Regions from separate parts of the Homo sapiens genome. Here region 1 is linked to region 2. Evidence: chromatin loops called from intact Hi-C (ENCODE). Cell type or tissue: IMR-90. All regions are shown on one strand.

Region 1 (8,000 bases), 67 kb after region 2:
TGTGTTCCTTTCTTGGGGGGTAGAGTAGAGCCTGAGATGAAAGGAACCAGAGTCCCACCCCTCATGCTATCCATCCCAACTCCAGAGAACCTGCATCACTCAAGGAATCTCAGTCACTTCTTCGTACTACTTTCCTCCTTTAAATTGTAAATACCCCTGAAATAGAATTTCCACCCACTTAATGTAAATAGGTTCCCCATATTGCTTTGAAAATATTGGTCATATGTTTGGGAGCGGGAGACACAGCTCCTTCCCCTACCTCCACTCCTTCTTCCCACTGACTTACCCATCAAGGTTAATAGAAGCTCCATCTACCCAGCTGCTTGAGCCAGAAACACTGATGTGACATGGATTTCTTGGGGCCTTTGTCTGTCACCACCAACAAATCCTTTGAATTATACCTTCAAATTCTGTCTGAAATCAGTCCACTTTTCTCTACTCACTGCCACAATCCTCACCAAGCAGCCACTGCCTCTCAGCAAGGCCTGAAAATATGTTCTAAATGGATCTCCCCACTTGAGCTTCCCTTCTTACCCTATCCAATTGATGCTGCACACAGCATCTGGATTATTCTTGTATAATTAAAATTAAATTATGCCACTTCCCTAGATAAAACACTTCTTTGGTTTCCCATTAACCTAGAATAAAATTCAGTCTCTTGACCTTGATGCTCATGACTCTGCATGGTTTGGCCACATCCTGCCTTCATGTCCTCACCCTGTGCTTTTGCCCCACTCCCTCACTGTGCTGTAGCCACCCTGCCCTTCTCTCTGTGTTTGGCTAGGGTAAGCTCTCTTCCTGCTGGGTCTCTTCCAGGCTGTTCAATCTCATGTAGATGTCTTCTCCTCACTCTTGTCCTTCTGGACTCTGCTGTACAGTTTGCTCTTGTGCAGATGCTCTTCTCCCGACTCTTGTCTTTCCGGGGCTCTGCTATGTAGTTCACTCTTGCACGGATGCTCTTCTCCCCACTCTTGTCCTCCTGGGGCTGTGCTGTGTACTTCACTCTTGCACAGATGCTCTTCTCATTCTTGTCCTTCCGGGATTCGCTCTTCAGTTTATTCTTGCACAGATGTTCTTCTCCATCTTGTCTTTCTTGAGCTCTGCTGTGTAGTTCACTCTTGCATGGATGCTTTTGTCCCCACTCTTGCCCTTCTGGGGCTTTGCCAGGGCACACTGATATGTAGGTGAACTGCTCTTGATTGACCATTTCTTGCTAGGGCTTCAGAGAAGGATGCTTTTTTATCTATGGGCATGTTTATTTATTCAGTATATCTTTACTGAGAGCCTACTATGTGCCAGGATAAACAAAAACTAATATTTAACAAGAACTATTTTTTGTTTTCTTGCTTTGCTTGCCAAGACTTTTGTCCTTTTTTAAAAAAATCACATTTACCTTGGGAATAACTAGAGTAGGTCATTCCAAATCCCTTTAGTCAGACGTAATCTCTTTTTTCTCTCAATGTCCTTAGGACCTTATATTCTCAATTTATAAGTAGTTATATCTTCCCTGAGTGACTACTGGGGTCCCTCAGAAAACCACTGGGGTCCCATGTGGATTTTCATTTGTTATCCCACCCTGGACCTAGCACTGTGCTTGGAGCAGAGCCCAGTCTTGGTTAAAAAAGTGCTGAGTGGAGGGAGGGATAGATGGAGGAGACAGGAAGGAATACTGTTGATTCTGAAACAGTACCTTCTCTGCTCAATATTTTGACACCTTCATATCAAAGATGTGAGTTTTGTTTGCATCTTAGTCTATCACAAGTAATTATATGGGTTCTGAATCTTTCTGGAAACTGTTGAGCACCAAGAAGGAATTGTACATCCTCAAAATGCTGCCTTTGTCATCACTGTATAAATTTTTTATTTTTGGAGTGAATACCAGGGTGAATCATTTAGAACAGCTACACTTAGCTGGTTCCTACAAGAGAAAATAGGTGGTTCAGGATGAGTAGTAATCTCTGGAACTAATGTGAACTGAGTGGATGATATAGGTGTGTGTGTGTGTGACTGCTGATTTGTTTTGATTGTGTTCCATTAAGTGATTTTTACAAAAATATCTTAAAGAAAAAAGCCTTTAAACAGTCAATTGTATTTGGCTAGTCTCCATTATTGTTCATTTCCCTTTCAAATGATGTTCAGATGATTCTTAAAGACTATTGCCATTCTAAGTAGGTGAATTAACCTGGGAAGTTTTAAAAAAGTTCAAGTGCAGGGTCAGAATAGTTCCCAGACCTATGAAGTCAGAATCCTAGGGGTAGGGGAGTACATGTGGTAGGAATTGGACTAGTTTTTTCAAAGCTCCACAGATCCTTTAGGCATTGGTCTAACTGGCCACTGTCTGCTGATTCAGTTTGTCCTTCCCTGTTCTTTATTAAACTTTCATTGCTTTGTAGATGGTGGTTGAAAGCAACATCTATACACTCACTTTTCCAAATGAAATAGGGACTGCTTAAGCTGATCTTAGGAGTTTGGAAGAATAATCTTCCCAAAACAAATGTAGCAACAGAATAAAATATTTGCTTTATCCATTAAATGCGATCACGTTAGGCTTGCATAAGGTACACACAATAGCATTCAAACACATCTATCTTTTTTTCCCTCACTGCTTCCTTTCACAAGGGAACCCTGGGGATGAAATTCATCTTCTGCAGTGAGTCACAACCTTGTCTTTTCCTTCCTCTGGCTCTTGTATTGAGATGAACCCATTCTGTTAAGATAAATTGTTAACTTTTAATAATAAACAATGAATAAACAATTGATGACACTTCAGAAAAATGCTCCTTTTGCCTCCCAGATCTTTTGGCTCATTATACATGACTTTGATACACTTCTATAGAAATGTTTTTAAAAGCTTGGTTTTAACCATGAAGAAGAGAAAAAAATGGATTCAGCTGCATGAAAAGCTCTGCTCTGAGGTCCAAAGCTCGACTGAAACCTAAAGGAGGTTCCAGAGATAATTTATTTCAATCTATTTTCCAAATAAGGGAGTCTGCTAGGATATGATTAAAAAAATATATTTTCAAATTGTGCCTATTCAGCTGAACCCCTATGGAGAATTCATTGATCAGTGGTTGCCAATGTCGGCCAGGGCCTGAATTCTGGAGGGGCTGCTTCAGGTCACCCCAGAGAGTACTTTAATCATACAGCTTCCTGGAATTCATTCCCATAATTTCTGATTTAGTAAGTTTGAGGTTGAGCCTGGTCATCTGCCCTCTTAAAGGTCCCCAGGTGATCCTTAGGATTTATTCCAACCCAGTTGGATTTTTAGAGTGCTTGGGAGTAATGAAACATGGATGTTTGTGTCCTACCAAAAGTGATTTATTGTGTCTTCTTTGTCCAAAATTGAGTGGAAATCATGGTGGATGCCACGGCTTAATGGAACCAGTACTGCTGTAGGGTGAGAGGATGTTGTGGGATGAGATGCAGAGACGCAAAGGTTTAGATCCCGTCTCATTGTGGGATGAGAGCTTTGTGTTTAGGCCCTCATTCAGGGCCCTAACAGAGAACAGGCTGGCCTTGTGTAAAGTTGATTCCATAGCACCTAAAGTTTCCTTATGTGAAATGAGAGATCTTACACTAATACATGTTATCAAATGTTGAAATCAGCAACTTTTATCTATGTTTTCCAGTATTCTATTATTTTTATTTTATTTTTAACTGACTAATAACTATTATATATATTTATGGGGTATATAATGTGGTATTTTGATACATGTATACATTGTGGAATGAGCAAATCAGGCTAATTAGCATATTCATCATCTCAAATACTTATTATTTATTTGTGTTGAGGACATTAACATCCTCTCTTAACTATTTTATTTTTTATTATTTTGTTTTATTTATTAATTTTTTTTTTGAGATTGAGTCTCATTCTGTCACCTAGGCTGGAGTGCAGTGGCGTGATCTCGGCTCACTGCGACCTCTGCCTCGTTGGTTCCAGTGATTCTCCTGCCTCAGCTTCCTGAGTAGCTGGGATTACAGGCGTGCGCCACCATGCCCAGCTAATTTTTGTAGTTTTAGTACAGACAAGGTTTCACCATGTTGTCCAGGCAGGTCTCGATCTCCTGACCTCAGGTGATCCACCTGCCTCAGCTTCCCAAGGTGCTGGGATTATAGGCATGAACCACTGTGCCCGGCCAACTATTTTGAAATATACATTAAAAACTACAGTCACCATGCAGTGCAATAGGTCCCCCAAAATCATTCTTCATGTCTAAGTGAAATTTTGTACCCCTTGATCAGCATCTGCCCTTTCCAGGTCCCTGGCCTCCTTCCCCAGCCTCTGGTAACTACCCCTCTACTCTCTACTTCTATCAGTGCAACTTCTTTAGATTCCACGTATAAGTGAGATCATGCCGTATTTGTCTTTCTGTGCCTGGCTTATTTCAATTAGCATATTCTTCTTTAGATTTATGCATGTTGTTGCAAATAACAAGATTTCCTGTTAAAATCATAAACTTTTAAAGAGGTGAGATAAAGGACTTAAATATCTTTAAATAAGTTTTAGATTTTGACATGGTCAATAATCTGTATAATCATTTATTTGACTTTTTAAACTGTAAAGAGTTTATTTTGTCTTCAGTTTCTAAGATGACTCAGGAACCAGGGAAGTTAAATCTTTATTTACAGCCTTTCCTCCTCCTTAGCCTCAAGGCCAGATTGAAGTTCTGTTCCGCTGCAGGGACAGCTTACAGCTCCAGCAAGCAAGACTGCCTGTTAGTAAACATGCGAGAGTGAGTCCATGCTCTTTCAGAGGTTCAGTGTTTATACATCAGCAGAAGAATCACTTTGGGGGAAAAAGCCTGCCTGTTAATAAGCCAGCCTGACGTGACTAATGGCAGTTCTGGCCCTGACCTACCAGGACAGTAGGGGCTCACAGAGTCTAACCCGTCTCGCTCTTGGCTCTCAGCTTGGCAAATTTAAAAAGTATTTCCAACCGACAGCCCCAGGGATTTCTGTATAAAAATGCTGAAAACCCTAAAGTACAGTGGTATGTTTATAAAAATCACAAAGGCCCAATCCTTCCTAAGACAGGTCAGGGAAATGCATTTGTATAACCTCACAAAGACATCTTGATCAGAGATTTCTATTTGATTTAATCTACATCCGTAGCAATTCTATAATTGAATAAGAACACATTTATTATGAAAGTCACAAGTGTGTTTCTGACTGTGACCCAGGAGGCCCTTGCTGTGTTCTTTCTTTGGCTTCTTTTTCAAGTGCAATGACTAAAGGTTTTGGCCAAACTTCCTTCCTAGAGGGAGATTTTAAATGTGTTGCTCACCTGTTGTGATGGGGAAAGAAGCAACAGATGCCTGATGAGCAGGTCATTTGTGTGTTGACGATGGTGTGGGTGTCCTGGCGATAGCTCTGGTGGGTGGATTTCTTTGTGGGGAGATGGAGTAAGCTGAATGGAAGAGCTGCCCTGGGACCCGGGCCTTAGGAGCTGGAGAAGGCATCCTAAGGGGTGGGAACAACCTGTCCCACAGCAAAGAGGCAAAGAGAGCTTGTGGATTATGGATTCTGCTAGTCATTTCTTGCAAGGAATGCTGACAGGCAAGGAGATGGCATAGATCTGGAAAGGCAGAGTGGTCTTAGGGGCAGCAGCACCTCGAGGAGGGCCATCTCTGTATTCCCTCCAGGTAACCTCAACAGGCTACTGACGTTTAAACCATCATATGCTGGCGAATTCCAAAAAGCCCTCTTCAGCTCCAGCCCCTCTCCAACACTCCAGACTCCTATAATAGCTGCCTACTGGATACCTCCAAGAAGAATGCCTGAATGGGGTCTCAGAACTGAATTTTCAAAACAGAAATGTGGACTCTCCGTCTCCAATCTGCCTCCCTCCTGTCTGTCCTCCCTAGACAAAAATAGAGGAGCTACCCTGATTATCATCTATCCTTCCTCCCCACTTTAAACTTCCTAGCTGCACCTACTAATCTAACCTCCAAAACAGACTCCAAAGACAGGATCTTCACTTCAGCCCCACCACTCCCTCCCCTCTCCTCCAGCACAGCCACCACCTCCCCGCTGCTGCCTCCCTCTGCTCCGCCCCAGGAGCAACTAGAGTTATGTGGCAAAGCAAATCATGTGTGCCTCTCATTAGACGGAGTGGTTGAAGATCAAAGTCTGATTTGAGTAGGTTCAAGAGAAATTAGGTAGGGAAGCATTTTTACTCTAAATGGAATGGTGAGTCCAGCCCACTCTGCTGGAGTGTTTCACCTTAAGAGACAAACGTGGGTTGAAAGGATGTGTTTCTTTAAGGTGAGACAGCAAGGCGCCCTTGCCTGTTAACAGGGGTGATCCAGCAGAAAGAAAGCACATTGTGATGCAGGAGAGAGAGCCAGGATGGCTGGGCTGTTCTCTCCCTGGTGTCCTGAGCAGATGGGATGCAGTCATCATGGCTGGAGCATATGCAGCTTGTCTTGTTACAGGAGGAGGGCAGAGTGCGTGCGTGGCAGGCCAGCTGCAGGTGAGTGGTCTGATGTACTGGCTGGAGCTGGCAGCTCCTCTCTGGGAGCAGTAGAAAGCAAGGTCATCCTCTGAGAATGAGATGGGAATTGTTCTCTAGGGGAGCGGAAGTGGCCACGGGCCTGGGGACACTTACCCTCTTTCTGCACATGCCACCAAGCCTTGGACCAGCTCTTTCCTCCACCCGGAATGCACTTTGCCAGGACTTTCACAGGGCTGGTAACTTTGTGACATTCAGATCTTAGCTTAAATGTCACCTCCTCAGAGAGGCTTTCCTTGACCTCTGAATCGGAAACAGCCACCCAGTTTATCACTACCACATCACCCTATTCGACCTCCCTGAAGGGGGCATTCATTACTGTGAGATATTTAGCTGGTTAATATTTTACTTGTTTACGTGTTTATTGCTATATCTCTTCCTATATATGCTAGGACACACTAGGCCCTGTATGGGTAGAAAAATCTTATTGATTGAGCATGAGATGTTCCTTTTGCTTCAGAAAAAAATATACAAATGTGTCATGATGAAATACAGTAGAAGTCAAGTTGAAGTGGCCCAGGATTAAATCCCTGTGGGTGTGTGTAGGTGGGTGGAGGGCTGGCTGGGTGCATCCTGTAGCCTTGGCTCATCAATAGTCAACTCCAGTCACCCACTGTGTGCACCCTTCTGGGCACACAAAAGGCCTCTGAGTCCTGAAGGCCGCTTTACGCTTAACTAGAACTTGGCACTGGCACTCCAGTCCCTGCCTTCCTCCCGTGAACTTGGTCATAGTAAGAGGTCAGACACCGTCAGTGAATATTATGTAACTATCTGACCTAAATATATCAAAAAAGAACCATTAAAAATGGGAACATGGAGAGGCCAGACCCTACTCTTTAAGTCTTAAATAGATGCCTGAACTGGGCTTAACAATTCTTCTTAGCTTTGTGAGACTAAAGATATGAAGTCTGTCAGCCTAGAGAAAAATGCACACAAAGTTTCATGCATCTCAGACAGACTCCTTTTGCCTTAAGGTGATGGCTTTATTTATGATTTATTTTCTTCTTTTCTTTTCTTTTTTTTTTTTTTTTTTTTTTTTTTGGGTTGAAGTCTCGCTCTGTCGCCAGGCTGGAGTGCAGTGGCACAATCTCGGCTCACTGCAACCTCCGCCTCCCAGGTTCAAGCAATTTTCTCCTGCCTTAGCCTCCTGAGTAGCTAGGACTACAGGCACGTGCCACCACACTCAGCTAATTTTTTGTATTTTTAGTAGAGACGGGGTTTCACCATGTTGGCCAGGATGGTCTTGATCTCTTGACTTCGTGATCTGGCCGCCTCAGCCTCCCAAAGTGCTGGGATTACAGGAGTCAGCCACCGCACCCAGCCACTTATTTATGATTTCTTTAAAAAAAAAAAAAAAGAAAGAAAGAAAGAAAAAAGAAAAAGTCGTAACCCTTCTAGGGAAATATTCTAATTAGCCAAAGAATTTTTCCCATTTATTCTTTAAACGCAAAACGAACAAGCAAAAATGCCTTAGCATACCCAGTTT
Region 2 (8,000 bases):
CCCTTCCCTAAGTCCCTTTGCAACTTAGAGTGTTCTCTCCTTTCCTTTTCATATTTTTTTTTTTTACCTTTTTTAGAGAAGGGGTCTGGCTCTGTTGCCCAGGCTGGAATGCAGTGGTACAATCTTAGCTCACTGCAGCCTCGATCTCCTAGGCTCAAGTGATTCTCCTGCCTCAGCCTCCAGAGTGGCTGGGATGACAGGCTTGCACCATCACACCTGGCTAATTTTAAAAATTATTTTGTAAAGATGGGTCTCCCTATGTTGCCCAAGCTGGTCTTGAACTCCTGGGCTCAAGTGATTTTCCTGCCTCTGCCTCCCAAAGTGCTGGGATTACAGGCTTGAGCCACCACGCCTGGCTTTTCCTTTTCTTTTCCTTCCTAAAACTTACTGTAATTTTCAATCATGTCACTGCCTGTCATTATTGTGTCTCTTCTGCTCTGGATGTAACTGCAGAAGGCTAGGACCATGGGTGGTTTGCTCATCCCCGGAAACACAGTGACTGATATGCTGCTTAGATTATGGGAGCTACTCGATACATATTTTCCAAGCAGGTGGAGAATTCATGGCTATGTGATGATGTGGGTTTTTTGTTTTGTTTTGTTTTTGAGACAGTCTTCCTCTGTCACCCAGGCTGGAGTGCAGTGGTGCAGTCATGGCTCACTGCTGGCTCGACTTCCCAGGCTCAATTGATCCTCCCACCTCAGCCTCCCCAGTAGCTGGGACCACAGGCATGTGCCACCATACCCTGCTAATTTTTGTATTTTTTGTAAAGGTGGGGTTTTGTCATGTTGCCCAGGCTGGATGTGAAGTTATTAAGTCTCTCAAAAAAGTGTTGTGCTTATATAGTATGTTTAGTCATATGATATTGTTGTTTTGTAGGCAAAAATACTCAAATACCACCAACTTAGGTTCAACTTAGAACCTAATACAATTTTCAGAAGACATTTTTAGTTATAAGTTTGAAAAGTCATAAGCAAGGCCATTCTTTCACTATGTCTTGATCTAAAGATATATCCGTATCTAAGGATGTGTAAAGGGACAGCTGTATTCACAGCGTCATTCATTATTGAAACAACCAAAAAAGACAGAAACATACTGTGCCCAACCCAGAGGAACTAGCTAAATAAATTAAGGTACATTCATGCATTGAAATGGTTGGTGGCCATTACACATGTATTTTTTAGGAATATGGGTTGCCCTGAAATAATTTTATTACAAGAAATTAAGTCTGTTACATTGCAGTCTGTGAGCTTTCCCTCTCTCTCTCTCTCTCTCTCTCTCTCTCACACACACACACACACCACACAGAGAAAGAGTGAGAGAATGAGAGGGAGAGAGAACAGAAAGAAGTCCTGAAGGATATGTAACAACTTGTTAACAGTGGTTAATTTCTGTATGGTGGGATTACTCATGATTAAGTGAATATACATTACTTGTGTAATAAGGAAAAATCCTTTGAAAGTATTAAGTTCTAGAGTCTATTAAAATTATAAGTAGATAGGCCAGGCATGGTGGCTCACGCCTGTAATCCCAGCACTTTGGGAGGCCAAGGCAGGCGGATCACGAGGTCAGGAGATCGAGACCACCCTGGCTAACATGATGAAACCCTGTCTCTACTAAAAATACAAAAAATTAGCTGGGCGTGGTGGCAGGCGCCTGTAGTCCCAGCTACTTGGGAGGCTGAGGCAGGAGAATGGTGTGAACCCAGGAGGCGGAGCTTACAGTGGGCAGAGATGGCGCCACTGCACTCCAGCCTGGGCGACAAACAGAGCGAGACTCCGTCTCAGAATAAATAAATAAATAAATACAATAAAATTATAAGTAGATATATATTTAGATAGCTGGATGACAGATAAATAGAGAAGAGAGAGAGTAGGAAGAATTATTCAGTTGAGATCTACACCTCAGACCCTACCAAATCATGAGTGACTTGCACCTAATACAGTTACATGTCAGAGTTCTTAATTTTATAATTGCAGTCTAGAATAGCAAATATAAAATTCTACCATTTAAAATAAGCTATTCTTTATTTATTTTAAAGTAAAAAGGCTTAGAAAAACCAAGGACAGCCTCTGTATGTCATACCATGGTGCTTTTAGACAAACAATAGGAGGTTACCTATAGAGACATCGGTTACCTACAGAGACATCAAAGACCTCTTTCTCTAAATTTAAGACACATTTGACTTTAAGACAGAATTTCAAAAAAATTTATCTTTAATAACTGCCTATGTCTTTGTTTTTGACAAGATGTTTTAGTTATTTTACTCTCTTCAAAGGATAGAGAGAAACTCATTAAGTAAATGTGACCAGATCATGTAGGTTTTATCCATGGTGTTGTAAACCAAAAAGTATCTGAAATAGGTCTCAATCAATTTAGAGGTTTGTTTTTGCCAAGGCTAAGGATCATGACCTATGACACAGCCTCAGGAGGTCCTGAGAACATGTGCCCAAACTGGTTAGGTTACAGCTTGATTTTATACATTTTAGGGGACAGAAGTTACAGGCAAAGACATAAATTAATACATATAAGGAGTACATTGGACAGCCCAGAAAGGGGGAACGTCTAAGTCATAGGTGGATTTAAAGATTTCCTGATTGGCAATTGGTTGAAAGGGTTAAGCTCTGCCTGAAGAGTTGAAATCAGCTTTAGTTAAGGTAAGAGGGTGGGAGTTGTGGAAGCCAAGTTCTTGTCATCCAGATGAAGTCTCCAGGTAGCTTGCTTCAGAGACAATAGATGCTAATGTCTTTTATGGGATCTTAAAGGGTGTCAGACTCTCCAAAGCGACCTAGTAAGGAAAGGAGATTTTCTAAAGAATGTAAATTTCCCCCACAAGAGACAGCTTTGCAGGGCCATTTCAAGATATGTGAAAGAAATATATTTCAAGGTAAAATACTTAGATGTACCTCAAGGCCTGCTGTCATGTGATGCTATACCAGTCAGGCTGGAATTTGGTATCTTATTGCCACAAAAAGTTTGTTCTGTCAGTCTTAGGATCTCTGTTTTAATGTTAATGCTGGTCCGTGGTGCCTCAACTCCAAAGGAAAGAGGGTATAATGAGGCATGTTGGACCCCACCTTCCTGTCATTGTCTGAACTGGTTTTTTAGGCTTCTTTGGGCCTCCTGGGCTGAGGGGCAGTCCATTCAGTCTCTTGGGGGCCTTAGAATTTTATTTTTGTTTACAGCACCATAAAGGAGGATCAGGAAATAATAACATATCTCCCACCACTCCTACTTTTATAAACCCAAGATCTCCCTCAGGTCAAGCATACACATTCTAACATTCCGTCCATCTGCTCTATTGTATCAAACTCCATTAAACACTGTAAAAGACTAAGTTATGGGAGAGGATAGCGGGATCTGTCCTGAGACCCGAGAGGTTGGTAGAGGCATTTTCCTCTCACAGTCTTGCCAATAACTTCTCAGCCCCTCAAAGGCTGTGGATGTGATTTTCTACTCCTTTTTTGAAATGGTCTCAACATGCAACTTTTGAAATGCAAAATTTTTGTTTACAGCAAGCAACTGGCAAAAGCATTTTGTTCAAACATTCCAATCTTACTTAAAGATATGGGAAAACATGTCTGAATCTGATCAAAATAATTCGGAGTTTCTTTGCGCTGGTCTGGAATTCATAGCATTATGAATTGCCTCAGTCACAACAGCATATGTGGGGTACCCATGCATGCAGCAGCATAACACCTTCATATGATGCGTGCACGTTTGCAGCTCGCTCACACTTTTAATTTCTTTTCTTGAGTTCTCCATTTCAGAAGGGCAGTGAGTTGAGGTGCTCCAGCTCATCACATAAACAAGAGTGTTTTCTATGGCTCTAATTCATATTGCAGCTGTGGTTAATGCTGTGAGTGTTTACATAAAGACTGATGCATGGATACCTTTACAACAGCAGCTGGGAGACCACAGTCAGCCAAAACCTCAGCAAAGTACCGTAAATCATTTTGAGTCAGCAGTGAGACAAACCAAAAAATCTTTTTTTCTCTCTCCTGTTAATGCATTTGAATTAAACCATTAAACAGGGATGAAGGTGAAGTGTTGTAAAAGTTTTGCACAAGTAGGACAGGGGAATGTTTGACTTTGGACACCGTGAGTAGACGTGCATTACTCTGCACCTTTCATCCCAAATGCTTTATAGGCTAGTTCCAAATGTTCCTCTTCTTTGAATTACTGCCTGGGAAGAGATGTCTTGGCCGGTAAAATAGGGGAGAAATGGATGCTCCAAGGAAGATGGCCACAAATCTCTCTAGGTCACTAATAAATAGGGGGAACTTTTGGCTATTATAATGTTAGATCCAGAAAAATCTGAATTTAATGCGTACTTGTGGAACAGGATGTGATGGCATGAAGGCCTGGGATCTGAATGGCTAAATCATTTGTTCCACATTTATAACATTTATTCATTTACAACAAAACTTTTGTGTTTATTTTATTTATAATATTTATGTGCCAGGCACTGTTTAAGAACTGGACTTTAAAAAAGGATGAAACTCTGGCTCCCTCCCCTCAAAAGGGAAGTGCAGAGTGCTTGGTGGAACAGGGAAATCACAGCACAAAAATAAAACAAATCAAGCGTGCCTGTCAGTGAGAGTCCTAAGCTGGCAAATGAGAGCAGTGAGTATCCAACAGCCCCTCTTTGCTTGGAGCGGCCATGCCTCTGTTTTGACTTTGGTAAGACTTCTGTCTGTTTGACAGGCTTGATGAAACGTTTTCTTAGATGACAGTGTACTCTGGAATCAGAGTCCATGGAGCTTCCTTTGATTTGAAGCCTTCAGGTTTTCCCTCATAGCTCCCCCGCTTTCCCTTACTGTAATATGGAAACTGATACTTATTCAAAGCCAGACTTCATTCTTTCTTTCCTAATGGCGTGTATGAGCCTTCACGTATTGCTTTCTTGTGAGATCACAGCTGCAAGGCTGCCCTATGAGTGGGGCGTCACCACACCAGTGTATGGTATTGTTATTAAGGAAGGGTATGCTTGTGAAATTTTGAATCTTCCTTAGTCTAAATACATTAATCCACGTCTAAGTTCTTTGGGTTTGGTCTCCTGCCCTCTTTCTACACATTTTATTCCCCTAAAAATGCAGTTTTTATATCTCCAATTTGACCTAAAGCAAATAGAGTATAAAATAAAATAAAGCGAGCCTGCTATAGTTATCAACCCCAGAAAAGCTTACGAGTTGTAGACAGCACTAGTCTGGCTTGCTTTGAGCTGGACTACTGAAAAACCACAGAGAGAGGAAAATTCTGTAGTTTGTCTAAGAACGCTTTACCTTTCATTTTAGGTACGATTAAATACCTCAAATTTGAAAACACTATATATATATAGACTTTTTAAAAGTCTGATATTTGCTGCATTCTTTAAATGTGTATTGATTGCTTTTCAACTGGTTCAAATTTAAAACTAAGGGATTCTGCGCTGTGCCAAGAGATTAGTCAGACATTCTTTTGTGTAAATGTAATGTTCACAATATTTATCAGTAAAAAGCATGAATCTGAAGAAAAGGCTTGGCTGTCACAGAACTGTTACATCAGCTCCTCTCCGATGGCCTGGGGGAGCCAAGGCGTCCCCCACCCACGGCCTGCGCTGCAACCTGTCTCCTTTAAACAGACCTGGAAACTGCATCCTGCTAAGTATCCCATCTAACCCATTTCAAATTTCTGTGCGTAAATCAGAGTCCTCCTCGGAGGCTTTGCTGAGCCAAGAACTTGAGCTTCCAAAGGGGTCACCTTTAAAAAATAATAATAATAAAATAAAATAGGAAAAAGAAAAGCAAAACCCTGACCTCTGAGAGATCTGAAAGACGAATCAGATAACATGGAAAAGTGGCTGCCAGTCTCCGGAGAGAACAGAGGATGCGAAGCAAAGAAATCCAGGAAGTGTGCAGCTCGCCCCCTCCTCCCGCGTGTGACCCAGGTCAGAAACGCAAGGCTCCTCCTTGGTCCTTGTGGCCACTAAGTGAAACAAAGTAATGAGTAAGACATTTGTATTCTTTCTTTCACAAAAGGAGATAGGAAGAGCTTGTGCGGCAGGAAGTGTCTGTTTCACCGTTAGACTGCATAGTTACTTGGACATATATGATAAAACCTCAGGAAATGGACTAATTCAAAAGGGTGTTCAGTTTAATTGTGTTTCCTACTCAGTGACAGCATTTTAAGTCCTTGCTGTTGAGAATCTTTCTATTACGCCTTTAATCTTGCTCCAGCAAGAACATCTCAGAGTCGTGGTGGCTGCCACCCTTGGCAGGCTGATCCTACCAAGAGGACGGGGTATTTTGCCAAGTGTGCAGAAAATGGCCCGGACATGATATTTTTCATCAGCTCTTGCTTTCAGTTTTTTTCGTTTTCAATTATTCCTTTTCCTAAAAGCTGAGTACTAAAAGGAAAAAATGCTCAATTAGCATAAAATGGAAGTCTGATTGTTGAGGGGGCTACCTAGGTGGAGTCACTGTGAACTGCTTTTTTCTGTAGTTGATTTATTGGGCCCAGATTTTCATAGGCTCCTATTTTAAGCCTGTTTCATCTGCCTGATTGAACTGAGCCCGTCCAGCTGCTAAGATAGTCACCAAAAATATGTTCCACCCACTAGTGCACTGCAAATTTGTAATAACCAGATAATGGAGAAAAGATCTGGATTGTAGTATTTACTGATATTCATGGCTTAAATACTCCTACCATGGGCGATGCCAAGCTGTGAACGTGACGCCGCTGAATGTGGAGTTGGGTAGAGATCCCGAGCAGCTGCCACCGCCTCCAGCACACCCGGTCTCCCCCGGCAGTGGTCAGCCAGGAATGCCCCTGAGGGCCAAGCCCTGAAGATCTGTGACCTCCTGCACCCTGACTCAAGTCTACTCGTGTAGGCACTAGTTTTCTGTAGCTTTCTCACCATCCAGTGCTCTCCCCTGGAATGCAAACTGAACCAGAGAAGGAAGCCTGGGGAGCTTCTGCCTAAGATCTTAAATGAAGAATTAATATTTCTCTAACAGCAGCCAGTTGGAGGGAGTGTAGCTAACTTAGAATGAGTGAAAGAACAACCATAAAATCAAACCTCAGATTACAGTTCATCCGTCACTTTTGGAAACAAAAAACAAAAAACACTGCTTACATTAAAAAACTTTTGGCCAGGCGCGGTGACTCATGCCTGTAATCCCAGCACTTTGGGAGGCTGAGGCGGGCAGATCACGAGGTCAGGAGATCGAGACCATCCTGGCTAACCCAGTGAAAACCAGTCTCTACTAAAAATACCGAAGATTAGGGCGGGCGCCTGTAGTCCCAGCTCCTTGGGAAGCTGAGGCAGGAGAATGGCGTGAACACGGGAGGCAGAGCTTACAGTGAGCTGAGATTGAGCCACTGCACTCCAGTCTGGGGGACAGAGGGAGACTACGTCTCAGAAAAAAAAAATTTTTTTTCACTTTTTGTATAAACCCTTGCATTTTGACATTTATCTCCTCCCTCTTTATTTTCTTCATGGAATGTGTGTGCATGCAGCCTGATTATTTTTATCACCTGTCCCTCAGTATGCCACAAGATCCGTGTTTACTGCCGTATCCTACTGTCCATTATATTTGAGGGATCAATCAACATTTATGGAATAAATTGAGTGAGTGTCTTGCTTTTACCTGTCTCATGGATGTTATTAAATTAGCGGGTCTGTTTTATTTCCAACATTTTAACCCAAAGGTAATACCTGACATTTAAGAGCAAAGCTAATTTAAATAATGACAGAACTAATCATGTAGAAATATGCAATGTTCTCAGGAATATGGTACTTGAAATCAAAATCTTGAAATGTGTGACACATGGTAAGATTTTTCTACATACATTTAACAATACATTTACTATTTTATTATATATCATGGCATATATTTTTATCAATTGTATTAAAAATGAAGAACTATAAACCACCAGGCCCTCCATATAATAAATAAACATTATGGTCTTTTGTCTGAACTTTGTATTTGACATATGTTCAGGAAAAAGAAGAAATA

What was found. Peaks named below come from ENCODE experiments on the same cell type or tissue, not always from the same donor. Only the 100,000 strongest peaks of a DNase experiment are listed, where the experiment ranks them.
Region 1: a loop joins it to region 2, with 2.4 times the contacts of the local background. A loop is called at or near these places in 5 of 110 quality-filtered maps.

The regions. Positions count from the first base shown.
Region 1 is chr18:10,857,877-10,865,876 of GRCh38, reverse strand. All of the region lies in intron 5 of PIEZO2 (piezo type mechanosensitive ion channel component 2), which reads left to right. Among named protein-coding and RNA genes, the nearest start is that of MIR6788, 100 kb to the right of the region's middle. In IMR-90, no CTCF peak of the experiment used is centred here; DNase peaks (open chromatin) are centred at 2,636 and 4,696; H3K27ac peaks cover 895 bases.
Region 2 is chr18:10,924,999-10,932,998 of GRCh38, reverse strand. The region is part of intron 3 of PIEZO2 (piezo type mechanosensitive ion channel component 2); the gene reads left to right. Among named protein-coding and RNA genes, the nearest start is that of MIR6788, 170 kb to the right of the region's middle. RefSeq lists enhancers at 3,632-3,721, 3,732-3,841. In IMR-90, no CTCF peak of the experiment used is centred here; DNase peaks (open chromatin) are centred at 3,888, 5,478, 5,968 and 6,848; H3K4me3 peaks cover 439 bases; H3K27ac peaks cover 3,525 bases.